2 separate regions of the Mus musculus genome follow, and region 1 is linked to region 2. The links are chromatin loops, found by intact Hi-C in ENCODE. Cell type or tissue: heart. All regions are shown on one strand.

Evidence for each region. Hi-C counts contacts between places; a loop is a spot of excess contacts. Peaks named below come from ENCODE experiments on the same cell type or tissue, not always from the same donor. Only the 100,000 strongest peaks of a DNase experiment are listed, where the experiment ranks them.
Region 1: a loop joins it to region 2, with 9 times the contacts of the local background. A loop is called at or near these places in 2 of 42 quality-filtered maps.

What each region holds. Positions count from the first base shown.
Region 1 is chr10:98,852,614-98,860,613 of GRCm38, reverse strand. The region is part of intron 6 of Gm34346 (a long non-coding RNA gene); the gene reads left to right. Among named protein-coding and RNA genes, the nearest start is that of Gm34346, 26 kb to the left of the region's middle. In heart, no CTCF peak of the experiment used is centred here; a DNase peak (open chromatin) is centred at 3,043; H3K27ac peaks cover 524 bases.
Region 2 is chr10:98,656,155-98,664,154 of GRCm38, reverse strand. No RefSeq gene overlaps it. Among named protein-coding and RNA genes, the nearest start is that of Gm34297, 120 kb to the right of the region's middle. In heart, no CTCF peak of the experiment used is centred here; a DNase peak (open chromatin) is centred at 3,214.

The DNA of each region.
Region 1 (8,000 bases), 200 kb before region 2:
TAGAGTCTAAATGGGGTAGCTGGACAAGTGTGTTGCTGCCCTTCTTCATTCACATTGTTATATTTCCAGTGTGGGCCTTTTCTGCTAATTTGATATCACCTTCTATACTATACTATTCCCAAATTATATTTGTATATCCTAATTATTTCTCTGTTATTTCTCTAATTTTTTTCTCTATTACAATGTGTTATCCTTATATCAATGTTACATTATATACTTACATTAACTGCGTTGTACTATCATGGAACTAACATACAAAGGTACTAAGTAGTTGATGATTTAGGAAATAGCAAATCAAAGAGTCAGAAACCAGTCAAGTTCCACAAATCCTATTATGAACCATTAGGGTGTCCCGCCAAAACAAGAGAGTGAGGATCTGTAGGGCATAATGGGAAATACCTGTGTTGTAGAATCCTGGACACACACTCAAGGTCCACTTCCGCTCCCTTCTGACTGTGTGGCTCGGGTATAATGTTTAATTTCTCTGACACTTCCATTCCTAGATGAAGAATAGGAACAATATAACTCACATTCAAACTTTATTGTAATGATGATAAACTAATAACTTTCTTCCCGTGCTTGACTGTTTGGCTGGGTGGCCAAATGGCAGGCATTTTTGTTAAAGGGCGTTGCACAGCCTCACAGCTGCCCTCCTGACCCTGTGTGAGGACACTTGAAGTTTGAAGCAGCATCAGACAGATTGGCCCACTGTCAACAGTTAGAGTTGGGAGGTGCTTAAGAATAATATGAAATTAAGACGCAAAGGTACCCATTGCCATCCCACAGAGGGACCACAAGCACAGGGTACAGAGCTTCTTAGATTTGCAGCCTTTTGTGGGAGGCAACTTGTAAAATGAGAAGTCAAGGTTAGTTTAGTACAGGTTCAGGAGTGGGAACTGTGTCCTGACATATGACTGCATATGATATATTCACTTCCTATGTAAGGGTACCTTATAAAGACTGGGGAAACCACTGCAGATGTTTTTATATTTTATATGTCAGGTGAAAATGAATTCTAATCATTATTTCCTCTAGATGTTCCTCAAAATGTGAATTTAGACCTTTGTTTTGTCTTTGTGTGGGCAGTTCTTTTTAACTCTACATATAATGAAAATGTGTTTGACAGACTTATTCATTTTTTCTTCTTCTAATTTTGTAAACATCAGGAAACATGTTACATTGAACACTGTCACATATGAGGAATCATATCAAGAAATTTGCATCTGTTCATGATACCCCAAAGATTGAACTGGCCCACTGGGGGAAAAGAGCTATATTTCCAAGGATTGATTACTGAACTAGCAACACTTAAAACATTTGTCTTTCCAAATCAAATGCTATTGGACAACATGAACTTTGTTACATTGTGAGAGTATTTACAGAGAAGGTATTAATAAGATTAACATTACTAAATAATTTAGAAGTAGTCAATAGCTGAATAAGGTACGTCATTGTGTCAGAGACTGCTTAGGCATAAGTTCATCATAGTAAAGTTCAGCATATGAAAAATAATGGCTGTCAATATAGAGTGGTTGGCGGCTCCTCTCAAGTCATGAGCACGAAAACAGGAATGGTATGAAATTGCAGTGGGAGGGGCTTAGCTCGATAGCCGAGAACACTTGCTAATTGTGAATTTTGCTGGTTGCTATTTAAAGAGGTACATAGAAACTTCTAAGAATGGAATCGAAATATTTTCCTTGAGGGTGCATAACAGAAGTTGTGCCAGCTAGTTTTTATACCAACTAGACACAAGCTGGAGTCATCTGAAAGGAGAAAATGCTTCCCTAAGAGGTATACAGCTGTAGGCCATATTCTTAATTGGTGATAGACAGGGGAGGGCCCAGCCCATTGTGGGTGAAGCTATTTATTCCTGGCTTATGGACCTGGATTCTATAAGAAAGCATGCTGAGCAAGCCAGGGGAAACAAGCCAGTAAGTAGCACCCCTCCATGACCTTGGTATTAGCTCCTGCCTCTAGGTCCCTACCCTGTTTGAGTTCCTGTCCTGTCTTCCTCTGGTGATGAACAGCGATAGAAAATTGTAAGCAGAATAAATCCTTTCCTTCACAGCTTGTTTTGGGTCCTGATATTTAATCACAGAAGTTAGTAAGCCTGTCCAGTCTCATCGACATTCATAAGATTGGATTCTGAGGGTTTTTCTTTAGATGCATCTGAGAGACAGTTGACACATCTGTGTGATCTGTCTATCTATGTCTACAAACACACATATGCACTCGAGTGCGAGCACACACAGTTTGTATTTAAAGGCTAGATAGATGTGACCTCTGATAACAAGTAAACCAATAGATTCCACAGCATACTTGGTAAAGCTGTGTTGGAAAATAAGATTTAAGATACCTTGTGAACATGCAAAGTGATAAAAGAAAGACATCCTTAGCATATATATATATATATATATATACATATATATATATATATGTATATATATATATATATATATATAAAAAGAGAGATGGGGAGAGCTCTAAGATCTGCCCTGTGGAGGACAGCAGACAGTGTGGACTTCTCCCAAACTTTCTCCATGCCTCTGGATAAAGTGTTTTAACAACAGCAGCATCAGCAACAAAAATTAGATTTTGACTTTGAGGTTAAGTGAAACAATGTGTGAATCAGAAAAAAAATCTCCATAAATGCCCCCCCTTTCCTTATATTGAAAAATACCATCTGAAAAAACTATAAATGTATAGAATAGGAAATCAGAATAATTAGTAAAAAGCAATTAATGGGAATTCAGCTCTCTGCCCTCTCATCTAGATGGGCAAGAGAAGGCTTAAGAAGGCAGGAGGGGTGCTCAGGCAAAACCAGGCAAGGAACTTTGGTGGTTGCTGGGCTCCTGTTGCTTCCAGGCCTTCTGTGCACCTACTGCCAATTCTTCTGTGTGAGACGCTCACTTACTTTATCTGTCAACAGCTGGGAGTGTTGGTTCCTGAGGCAAACAGCTGATTTCCTCTCCAGAAATCACCCTGTTTCTCTGGCCATTGTCCTTTGCCAAAGGGAGTCTCCTTGTGTAAGTCCGTGCTTCCTCCCCAGGGACAGCTTGCATTCAGTGACTGATGGCTGTTAGTACTGAGGACAACTCAAAGAACCAAACTTCTGGCCTAAATTCAGAATTCCTTAAGGGCTGTGCCAGCTCCGGAGTTCTCTAGGAATTCATGAAGGCCTTTGTTTCCATTGCTTCACAGTTGGATTTCAACATCTGACCAGCAGTGGTTTCTTAGTCCTTTGTAGGCAGGTATTTGTCTGGTCAATTCCCTAAAAGGTAACTGCAAGCAATCAGCATTTAAATTTGCTTCCTAGGGACTTGGAGTATGGTAGTTAGGGCCACCAGTGAACTGAAGAAGACAGTTATAGGTGGAAGTGGGTCATTCACTGGTCAGCTGTCTATGAAAACCTCATTATTGGTAGTTGTTCTTCATATATCAACAACCCTTCATTGGCTCAGTTAATGATACTGAGTTTCCTTGACTTTCTTTTTTTTTTTTTTTTTTTTTTTTTTTTTACAGATATATAAAATATTTTAATTAACCTTTTAAACTTTAGCCCTTACAGACAGTGTATTCTGAGCATATTCTTTTCCTCCTTTTAACGTCTTGTTGATCCATTCTTTTTTTTTTTTTCCATTTTTTATTAGGTATTTAGCTCATTTACATTTCCAATGCTATACCAAAAGTCCCCCTTACCCACCCACCCCCACTCCCCTACCCACCCACTCCCCCCCTTTGGCCCTGGCGTTCCCCTGTACCGGGGCACACAAAGTCTGCGTGTCCAATGGGCCTCTCTTTCCAGTGATGGCCGACTAGGCCATCTTTTGATACATATGCAGCTAGAGTCAAGAGCTCAGGGGTACTGGTTAGTTCATAATGTTGTTCCACCTATAGGGTTGAAGATCCCTTTAGCTCCTTGGGTACTTTCTCTAGCTCCTCCATTGGGAGCCCTGTGATCCATCCATTAGCTGACTGGGAGCATCCTTGACTTTCAATGGAGTTACATAGGAATAAATTCGTCTTAAATCAAAATATTATAATTCAGATGAATATAATTTTACTACCTGATAAACATCACGTCTGGGCAACACAATATACTATAAACTGTCCATCTTTATCCCTGTGCTTGCAAGGGTGACTGGGGACTCGAGCTTATTGCTTGAAGCTGGCATCCCAAGAGTTTTTTAGCAGGCTGTTGCTGGCCTGGGAGAAGATCAAAAATTTAAAACTGTTGTGTAGTTCTACTGAGCATCTACCCTTCTACACCATTGTAAAGTTGGAAATTTTAAATTGACTATACTAAGTCAGAAGCTGTTTGCCCTTTCACTTCCAAATGCTACCCGGAGTTTTCTGGCTCTGTCTGTTGGCCATTTACCTGTCCTTGCAAATATAATTAGAATGGACATAATTAGTACTCACTAAATTCTAACTCAGCACCTTTTGTTTGTAGGTGAGACCTATTGCAAAGGGAATGCCCAAGTAGAAGATTCTGAAACGGCATGTTAGATGAATTTTTTAAAAATTATATGCTAGTGATTTAAAATTGAGTTCTATCACATTTGTACCTATTTTTGTCTTGTTCCTCAAAATAAAATAATATAAACACATAGAAACACACTCACACAAACTGGTTTCAACCTGACAAAGTTACCCAAGTTGTAGCTTCAGTTATGGGGGGCCATTCTTTGTTAGAATTCATTAACCCAAGCTCAGGTCTATGGCATGTAACCATTGACCTGGTTGGTTCACTCGATTTTATCCCTACCAAAAGGAGGATTAAACATACGTTGTCACATGGTGTGGTGGCATACACCTGTAATGCCAGCAGACACGAGGCTGAAGCAGATCATTAGTTCAAAACCAGCTACATAGTAAGGTCTTTTCATCAAACCAAAATAACCAAACCAAACCAAATCAAACCAAACCAAATAAATAATGGTTCTTCTTTAGGTGAGGTGGCAGTACACATTTAGAGTTTGTCTAAATGCAAAATTGATTCTTTAGTGATCAGTTGTAATATAGTCTGATGAGAACTGTGTGGCTATTCCACTCAATATATGTTAGGGTGTATGGCTGACACCCTGTTAATCAGAGTGATGGCAATATATTAAGAATCTCTATGAGACAGACAAGCTCTAGAATTACAATATCCAGTCTTGTAGCCCGCAGCCTCAATTAATATGACTGTTTACATTAAAATTCATTAAGATTGAAAACCTTTTTAAAGTTCAGTTAAATCCAGCACACTTCAATAGCTCATCGTATGATATTGGAAAGAGCAGAGGCAGAATATTTCTGTCATCAGAGCAACTCGTTGGATAGCAATGCTCTGGGTAGGGGAAGGGCTGGTGCAGATTTAGAGGACTTCTGAGTGAAGCTTTTGAGGGCTCGGGGGGGGGGGCGCATCTTTGGGTCCTAGAGGCAGGATATTTCACATTAGGAAATGCTGTGAGTCAACAGTCCACAGATTGCTATGTAGACAACAGAAGCACTGATTGCTAATGAGGGGAATCTAAATGGGCAAGGCAGGGAGACCGTATGTATTATTTATGGCTTTGAGGATAGCCAAGGTGTCAGAAGCAGATCTTCTGACTTACAAGATCATTTTAGGAAGTTACCGTCCTGAATCTGGAGTGCCTATTCTGTGACAGGGAGGTGAACATTACATACATAAAACAAGTTGATCCATACAGCCAAACCAGTACAGTAGTGTTCCACCCTGATCAAGGCACATGTTTAACTGTTGTGAGTGTTAGATGCTGTAAGATCCCATGTTCCAATTGTGGGGGATCTCCTTCACCTAAATCCCACTTCTTCCTTCTATGAAGCCAAGAGTCCCTGGCTGGCCCATGTGGCAGTTCAAAGGCTCAATCCTCCTGCTCTGATAAACATATCAGGTCAGCCCTTGAGGTCTACATGAGATCTGCCAAAGCATTGATATAAACACGTAGATCTTTATCTTCACTTAACAAGATTGCCTCCCCACCCCACCCCTGCCTCTCCCTTCTTCCCTTCCTACCTCCCTTCCTCTCTCTCTCTCTTCCTCTCTTCCTCCCTGCCCCCATGAATGTGACATGGGTCATTTTCCCTGCATACAAATATATACTTTAGCATCTCTTGTCAGCAAACTCAACTTAAGGCAGAATGAAAACTAACTAATGTTTAGTCTTGGGCTAAATTTTAACACATCAAACGTCATAAATATTAGTAAGCCAAGTATGAGATATCACATAATCCATATGTATGGGATGATTTTTTTTAAAATTTCTAAAAAGTATAACCAAAGCTCCTAATAGGTTAATATTGTCATTTTGGTTCCTTTTTTATTCAGTAAAACATTCCTGATTCTAGGTGTTATTCCTTTCTGGGGCTTTGGGAAACCTTATAGTCATGTGGGTTATTGTTCCAGTTTACCAGTTTTAGAGACTTTGTAGGCAATAACCTGCAAGCATAGGTCAGGTTTCCTTTGCAGCTTTTGACCAGGGCAAGCATGATAAGTGAATTAACAATGAATGTTACTAGGTACTCTTATGTTGAAAGATGGAATCGTGCAGGATAGCTATTCTTCCTTGAAAGAAGGGTCCAAGCACAGAGGCATTTGGCTGTCTCCACGCTGATAATATTGGCTTGATTTGTGTGGGTGCAGCTTCCCGATGCAAAGGGCATGGCGGCTGTAATTGTTACCCTGGAACACGGTGATTCATTTGGGAAAGAAAGAAATGCGCTTATAGAAATAGCGTTGAAAAGCAACTTCTCCTGACAGCCTTGCCTGATCCTAGGTAGTGAATTGTATTTCTCTGTTTCATTTTCTTTGTAAAATAAAATAGGTAATGGGGAGAGAAATAATGTCCAAGGTTTTCCACTTATTTCCAGAAATGTATGCTTATTTTATCATCTGATCAACCAATTGTCTCGTGGTTCTAGGGAATATTGTTGTGTAGGACACAAGGCATTAAATGCTAACATTTATTATTACTTGTTTTTAAATCACTTTAAGCTTTATTTTATCATTGAATAACTTAATTTTTAATTTAAGAATGTTTGTACTTTAATATAAAACTGAATATTGATTATATTCTATAAAAAATCTGGAAGTTATTTAATATTTTTATATTTACCAAATACAGGTAGAAAAAGGATAGCTTGTAAAACATTTCCAGGACAACAACATAGTTTTTAAAAATGTGAATTCTATTGGGTGGGTGGGGGAATGAAAATTTTGAGTGTTCAATTAGATGTAGATCTATATCTTGTATGACAAAATTTGCCTCTCTCTCTCTCTCTCTCTCATATATATCATTTTCTAGTGAACATGGCATCAAAACATGTCTGCTTTTGCAATTTTCCAAACACATACTTGAGCATCTCTTACCAGCAAACTCAACTTAAGACAGAATAAAAAAGAAATCATGTTTAGTCTTGGGCTTAATTCTCACACATCAGAAACCTATGAGGATTTGATTAGAGCCTAGAGAGGGTTTAGAAATGAAGCTGTAAGCATTACTAGAATACAGCCATAGGCCAGAGTATGGAGGCAAACAGGCTTCTAGAACATCCAAGACTACTTTCCTTGTTACTGGTACTGCAGAAGGTAGGCAGATGATGCAGTTAGTAGTTGTTCTTCCAACTTCTGAGTTAAATAAACTACTGAACATTGGGAGTATGCTTTATAAATAGCTTCATAGAAGGAGGAGCCAGGCTCTCTAACCCTCAAACGATCCTGGCTTCAGCTGCTGTTCTAATCTATTTTTGGAGAACCCCCGATATGTATCCTTAGTCCTCATTATCGCCAGCGATATGCAATGCATGGGCAACTCAGGTCCCTTTGCATCCTGAACATGTCTATCTTGGGTGTAACTTGCTGTTTCAGGTGGTGCTTGCTAGCCGCAGGAAACCATTCAGACTCCATTAGAGTCAAATGTAGAGCAACCTAGTTAATAGAATACAGTTTCCTGGGTAGAATTAAACATCGATTCCTCAGTGGTACTCATCAGTGG
Region 2 (8,000 bases):
AGACACACAGACACACACAAATACAACATGTTCACTCCACCTGTAAATGTATTTTTTAGGACTGACCGTTTGCTACTGGATAAGTAGCTAGGAACCTCTTCCCTGGAGAAGCAATTTCTCCCACTAGCTGTTTTCTTTAGTTACTAGTATTTCTTTGTCTAAAGTTGAGGTCTTTTGAGCTTCTCTTCTATGTCACCATGTCAATTGGTATCATTTCTCTTCAGGTCATGTTTAGGCAGATATCAGTGAGCCATAGTGGGCATAGCTTCTTATATTATTAGGAGACACAACACTGCAGGAAATTCCTGGTTCTCTGGCACATACTCTTTTTTGTCCCCTTTTCCACTCCTTAAGTACAGGAGTGTGTTATAGATGGACTGTGTGGTCTGGGCTCTTCAACCCTGCATTTTGATTGGCTGCGATTTTTCTGTAATGTTCTCTGCCTAGTAAGTCTAGTAAGAGAGCTGTTGGTTATAAGCAAAGTGTACCTACCACTTTTGCACCCTTAGGGTTACTGTGATGTGTTGGATATTGATATGTTCAATAGGCGTCATAGATGGGATGGCTGTTGGTTATTTCCCTCCCTTGGAAGCTTGCGTGGCACCTTCTGGTATCCTGGAAACTGGTTCTCAGGGAGGAAGCTTTCATGTTAGATTCAGCTTAGGGCCTCTTGGTCCTGTGTCTGAGTGCATGATGTCTTCAGCAATAGGGGCTGGTGTTAAGTTTTGTTGTTGTTGTTGTTGTTATATGCTTGTTTATTTTTCAGATGATCTGTGGCTCATGGCATGGGGGTAGGGATGGGGTTGCAGAACATTTTTGACACATATGGGCACAGTTTATTTAAACTTTGCATGCATATTCATGCACTGCCTTCTATGCATTGCGGATATGGTTTTTTTTTTTTTGTTTTTTGTTTTTGTTTTTTGTTTTGGATAGTCAATAGTATGACTCCTTATGACTTTTCTCAGATATTTTTACTGTTATTTTGTCCTCTTTTCTCCTTCTATATGTGTGTCCCTCTCCTCCATAATTAAAGCCCCATTTTCCTTTTCAGATCACTTATGCCCCGCCACTCCTTTCTGCTTGCTCCCCCCATTGCAATAATTCCTCTTTATTTTCCTGGTTTCTATAGTTACCCCAGGGTATAGACTCACATCTGAGATTTTGGAGCTAGGAACCTGAAATGAAAGAGAACATACATTGTTTTTGGCACATCTATATGTATTTATACCTATTTGTATCTATAGCTATATGTACCTATATCTGTCTGCCCACCAACCATACGGATGGGTATCCATCCATCCATCCATCTGTTTGTTTTTGTTTTTTTCAAAAAAGGATTTTTCTGTGTATCCCTGGCTGTTCTGGAACTCACTCTGTAGACCAGGCTGCCCTCAAATCTGTTTGGCTCTGCTTCCCAAGCACTGGGATTAAAGGAAAGGCATACACTACCATCACCCGATTCTGACATGTATTTTTCAAAAATCCCTATTCCTTGACTGGGTATCCAAAAGAAACAAGAAAGTTTGAATCTGAAAATTGGAGGATTCCTCAGATGGTTTGTGTCCTATGTAATGGATGAACCTCTAGTCTGACTGAGTACATAAGAGCCTGATATATCTCACATCAGAAAGGTTAGGGGCTTTGTAGACACCCATCTCTTTTTGCCTACATCAATTATTTACCTTCAGAATACATCGGTAATAACAGCAAAGAGAATAATTTTCGGACATTTGTATTTTGACTTTTTCCAGAAGTATGTGATCAAGGTAGAGAAAAGTATTCCACTTTAAAGATGAGCTCAGAAGACATGGAGGTTAATGTAAATTAACACAAGGTCTTTCAGAGTTTAATTAATGAGGTCAGAAGAGTCAGGCTTGATCTCTGGTCTTCTCTGAATCACTGTGCTGTTATGTAGATGATTGTATAACCTTGTGGACTGATCTCTTCATTTATTTTTCAATTTTTCTTCCCCAGCTCAGCAACACTCCCCCAAAAGTGAATTTCAGGATTTATATATAGCTTTTCTGGCAGAATCTAACAGTAGAGATGGTCCATGGCCAAAAGCCCTCACATGTCAGTTTCCTGCTGTGTGGACCACACTCCCAGGCTTGCTCTGAGGACTAAGAATGAAGTTTTGCTTATTTAAGTGAGTAAGCTCTCTTTTATAGCTGATAAAACAGGGATACAGTTCTGTTTTGATAGCATTTAGGAGGGAGATTAAAGAGTTATGTGGGCAATTTAATCACTGTAGAAAGTCAGCCTGGGTATTCCAGGCCTGTTGAATAGGTTTCTCTTTGGCTTGAATTCTGCATACAGTTCTCTCTTCTAGTCAGATCAATGAAACAGATGTTGATCTTGATCTTCACAAGGTGATGCAGAGAAGGGGCCATGGAGCATGTACATCACATGTCCTCCAAACCAATCCCCCAAAATTAAAAAAAATTCAAACCTAAAGATAGATATGCTACTTTTCATTGCGACTTTCTCCCTTCTCTAATCTGAGCGAGTAGTATTGAAGTTAGATGTTAAGTTTTGACATTTAGGTGTCGAGGAATATACAGAATTTATACTTCAAAAAGAAAACTGTCCCCAGACAGATGTAACTTCTGTAGATAGACAGCTTCTAATGAATGTAAGCATTGGAGTTGAACCTGCACTTCACAAGTGGGTTATAATTATTTTCACCTCTGGTTTTCTGGGCATGTTCATGTAGACTTTTCTCTCTTTTATAGACATTGTTAAAAGGCAGGGATACATTTGTGATAGACTGGGTGGTGGGGAAGAAGAAGGTGGTGGGGTTAGGGAAGACAATGACCTCCATGGATGCTATGAATAAAAGGTTGGGGGCAAGTAGTGTTCAGGCCTTTGTCTCTCACTTCTTTCACGTTGGCCTTCTGTGAATGGCATTTCCATGCACTTCTAGATGAGAACAAAGTGCTTTCTTTCCATTTTGGTTTTTTTCTTGCCTCCCTTCCTAGACCTTTCCTTTCCTCTCCCCTCTTAGTGTAAACAAGGTGCAGCATCAAGTCTGAGCGGCTTGCCACCCACAGTCAAGCTAATCTCTGTAATACCTGCCCACAGCTTGCTTTCACTGAGTGCTTAATCTGCATGAGGAAGTATCTGCAAGGCCACTTGGCAAGACATGCAATTTTCCATTCTTTAGAAAATGAATGAAAAGGCAATTATTGCCTCCCAGTGCTTGGAGCATAGCACAAAGAACCAGTTCTGCACTTCTTGACCAGGATCCTTGGCTGCTGCTCTTCACTGCCACTCCCTGACTTCTTGGCCTGATGTTATCTGACCAAGTCTGAGACAAACATGTCTTTGGGTCTTGGGAAGTGACTGCATTTCTCAGTTGGGAATAGTCATGATACAAGTACAAAAACATTTTATGAATGCTCATTGTGTGCCAATACCTGAAGACTAAGGAGACAACTGAGACAACCTCTGCTCTTTGAATAGAACTCCTTTCATAGTGGGTGGGGCAACTGTGTAAGCACACACTGTTATTTCAAATTGCACTACTAAGTGTAAGATAGAAGAATTCATAACTAGCTTTTGTTCAAGTCTCAGAGAGATTTCTATAAAAGTTGAGCTATGTGAACTAGAGTTTGGAAGAGAGCTCAGATTTTTAAAGGTGGATAACAGGCATTATGGTGCAATGACACAGGAGGAGATTGAAAGATATTAGTTATAATAAGAGAAAAAGTCATTTAATTCCAGGCCTTTTGGAAAGATAAAAACCACCATTTAAAATGATAGAGTGTAATATAAATTCAATGAACAATTTGATATTTGTTAAAACAAGAGTTTCACAAGCCTGTGCCAAGAGCAGTTGACATATTATTCAGGAAAAATTGAACACGTACAACCTGTACCAGCCACATGGATCACAACAGCGAGATGCACTGCTTGGCCCTTTTATAATCAAAGCTTGCTGATTTAAATGTAAGTTATATAAGATGGCAGGACAAAGAATGGGTTATAGAAGAACAACTCAGGAAGAAGGGTCAGCCACTTATGGAAATCTAGAAAAGGCTTATGGTTGTCTGGAACTCCTGCAGGTTTTTCTTATTCTGGATCTCTATCCAGAATCCTTTTAGTATCATGTCTTTAATAAAAATGCAAAAGAAGCTCTCTTTATCCTTATGGAGCTCCGTATCCAGTAGAATAAATGATATGTATATGTAAAAAATAGTTAAGTCTTATTTTCAAATTGTGAGGTCATTGAAATCTAAAGGGGGAAGGACTAAACAAGATTAAATTGAGTTCATTTAGAACAAATAGGGAAGAGAAAGAATGAAAGGTGTTTAAGTTGGAAAAGAGGATGCCAAATTGTCATTCTTTATAGAGGATACGATTTGTGTAGAAAACCTTTGAGACTCCACTAAAATCTACTAGAGTTAATAAAGAAAATTAGCAAAATTGCAGCATGTAAACCAGCATAAAAAATCAGTAGCATCGTTATATTCCATTTGTGGACATCTGGAGAAGAAATTAAGAAAGCAGTCAGACTTACAATAGCTATATAAACAAAACAAAAGAGCAGAATGAATTTAATCAAAGGACTAAGAAGTCTTCACAATGGAAACTACAAGACATTAGCTAATGGAATTGAGGAGGACTGGCAAAATAAAGTACATTTCATATGTATGGATAGGAAGAATCAAAGTCATTTAAATATGCATACTACACAAAGCAGCATAGAGATTCAAGTCAATTCCTAGCAAATACCAATGACAGATATGGAGTGGCGATATACAGCTGCATACTCTCAGCACTTGAAAGAATAAATCAGAAGGATCATGAGTTCCTTTGGGCTACATGGTGTGTTCAAGGCTGGCCTATACTATGCAGTGATGCCCTGTCATAATCAACGCTGGTGACAATCTTCATAGAACAGAAAAGAAAATCCCAAAATTCTTACACACAAAAACTACTCAAATGGCCAAAGACATTTTTAATTACAGGAATAAAACAGAAGACATTATACTACCCAGTTCTGAAATATAGTACAAAACAAGTATAATTAAAATACATGATACTGGCACAAAAACAAGGTCTAAGGTCATTGCAACAGAATAGAAAATCAAGAAACAAACCCATATATGCACTGCTAACTTATCTTCAGCAAGGATGCTGGGAAGAGCAATACTAAAATGACAGTATTTTCAGTAAAGGGTACTGAGAAAATGGGTATATGTATATAGAATGAAACTAGACCCTTCTCTCTCAGCGTGTTTGAAAATATCAACTGAGTATGAATTGGAAAGAAAATGCCAGAGCAGAAATACAGAGCCAGCAGAAGAAGTCCGAGACATGACATTGTAATTGATGAAGACTCTCTGGGTAATTCTTCCTAAGTATTGGGACCAAAGGAAATAGTATGATGTCAAATGAAAGTTGTCATATAGCAAAGGAAACAATCAACAGAGTGAAGAGATAATCTATAGAATGAAAGAAAATATTGATAAACCATACACCAGACAGGGTTTGATAGCCAGAGTATATGAGGAACGAAAACATCCCGTAGCAAAATGTCACGTGTATTCTGACTTAAAGTTAGGTGTTAGGCCTGAGTATACATCTTTCAAAATAAGACATACAAATAGTCAAAACATGAAAAAACTATGCAGCATCTCTTATCATCAGGAAAATGCAAATAAAACAAATGAAATATCACTGCATTCTAGTTAGAATGGGCAGATTAAAAAGACACGTGAACAGGAAACGTTGAGATGGAACTCTTACATGTACATGGTGGAAACATCCATTAGTATCTTCATTATGGAAACAATATAGAAGTCTCTCTTCTTTTATTAGATATTTTCTTTATTTACATTTCAAATGTTATCCCCTTTCCTACTTTCCCTTCCGAAAATCCCCATCCCCTCCCCCTGCTTCCCAACATGCCCACTCCCATTCCTGCTCCTGGCATTCCTCTATATTGGGGCATAGAACCTTCACAGGACCAAGGGCCTCTCCTTCCATTGATGACCGACTAGGCCATCCTCTGCTACATATATAGCTATAGCCACAAGTTCCACCATGTGTTTTCTTTGATTAGTGGTATAGTTCCAAGGAGTTCTGGGGGTACTGGTTAGTTCATATTGATGTTCTTCTGGCTGGAGAAATGGCTCATCTGGTATGAGTACTCGCTACCGAGGTTGAAAATTTGAGTTAAGTTCTTACAATGTTCCATGTATATATATATAAAACTCTGTATAGACAATTGTGACCCACTGTAGTGCATAAGCAGAGGACTTCCATGTGGCTTATTTTGACAGAGAACTCTCTCTTCTATTGCAATGACCTTAGACCTTGTTTTCATGCCAGTAATGTGTATTTTGATTTTACTTCTTCTGTACTATATTATTATATATGTATATTCTATGTATATTATCTATCTATCTATCTATCTATCTATCTATCTATCTATCTATCTATCTATATCTACCTATCATTTGACCCCACCATCCCACTAGTGGGTACATAGCTAATGGAAATGAATCAGCTGCAAGAACAGCACCTGGAACTGTATATAGACTCAGGTAGAACTAGGAAAAAAATCCAACCTAAGAGAGTTAGGGCTTCAGTGCATAGCTATGGAAATGAGAGAAATCCAAGCAGCATTTTAAGTGCTGTGGCAATGAGGTTAAAGGCATTTGAAGCAGGGAAGAGCCCAAGAAGAAGAGGAAACGGTTACTTCTCTTTCAGACATCAATATGTTGACTGACTGTACTGGCAAATATTTGTCCTTCTACTGTGTCTCTTTGGCACTCCGGTTCTGCTTGAGTTAGGATGCTTACTTTTTCTTTCTTGTGAGTGGTTACTTACAAAGAGAACATGAGAGGACAGGGATTATGTCACTCTTATGGGGTATGGTACAGTGCTTAAGACTTAAGTTTGATTCTATTAGTTTGATATTTTATTATATCTATGTGCTTTTTGAATTCACAAATAAAAATTTCACATACTCATCATGTGCCATATGGTGCCTTGAAATGTCTGGCATGATGATACATACTTATAGACTCAGCTTGTCTGAAGGTCAAGGCAGGAGGATTGCTTTGAGTCCAGGAGTTCTGGGGTAAAGTGCACTCTGTAGCTCTGGTGTCCTCACCAAATTTGCCAGAACAAACAAACAACCCAAAAGAACCAAACCAAACCAAACCAAACCAAACCAAACCAAACCAAACCAAACCAAACCAAACCAAACCAAACCAAACAATTATAGCGGCAACCTTCTCTTGTGTTGTTGGTCAGAGGTGTCCTCTACCCCCCTGAACCACTCAGGTCATTGCCATTGCTCTTTTTTTCCCTCCGGAATTTAGTGGTAAGACCTCATAGCTGAAGACGGTGCACACATTGGTCACAGGATATGGAGAAATTAAGTGAAGCTTCCCTCATTTTGCCTTGGTCTCATAGTACTGAAAGGTGGTATGCAGGCTGCTGTGGCAGAAATGTCATCACGAGTTGTACCCAGCTGTGAAACCTACCAACTGCAGTAATGGCTAGCCTGCAAAGATATACCCAGAGGGGCAATAGTGACAAAATGCTATTTCTACTTTATATAAAGCCCACTTTACAGGCAGACATACATGTCTGATATTGAAGATATGACCAAGGAGTCATGGTTGGTGTTCTTACTACCTTGTCCTCCTCTTGTTCCTTCTCCCTTCTTCCTCCCGCCCCTCCCCCTTCCTTATCCTCGTCCTGTTCCTCCCCCCTCTTCCTCCTCCCACTACTATTTCTTTTTCTAAATGGACACAAAGTTGACTGCCCTCTAAGTCTGGATCTTCCTATGTAGAGATTAACTTAGTTCCCAGATTCAACAAAAATGTCCCTTTGTGTAGCAGATGGCAACTAATGAAGAAACTCACAACTGGTCAGACATCATGGAAAAAATACTGTGGAGGGCTCAGCTACAAATGGTACATCTGTATCCAACCCCCTCTCCAAGATTTCTTGGTCATGGAAGAGGAAGCAGGAAGACT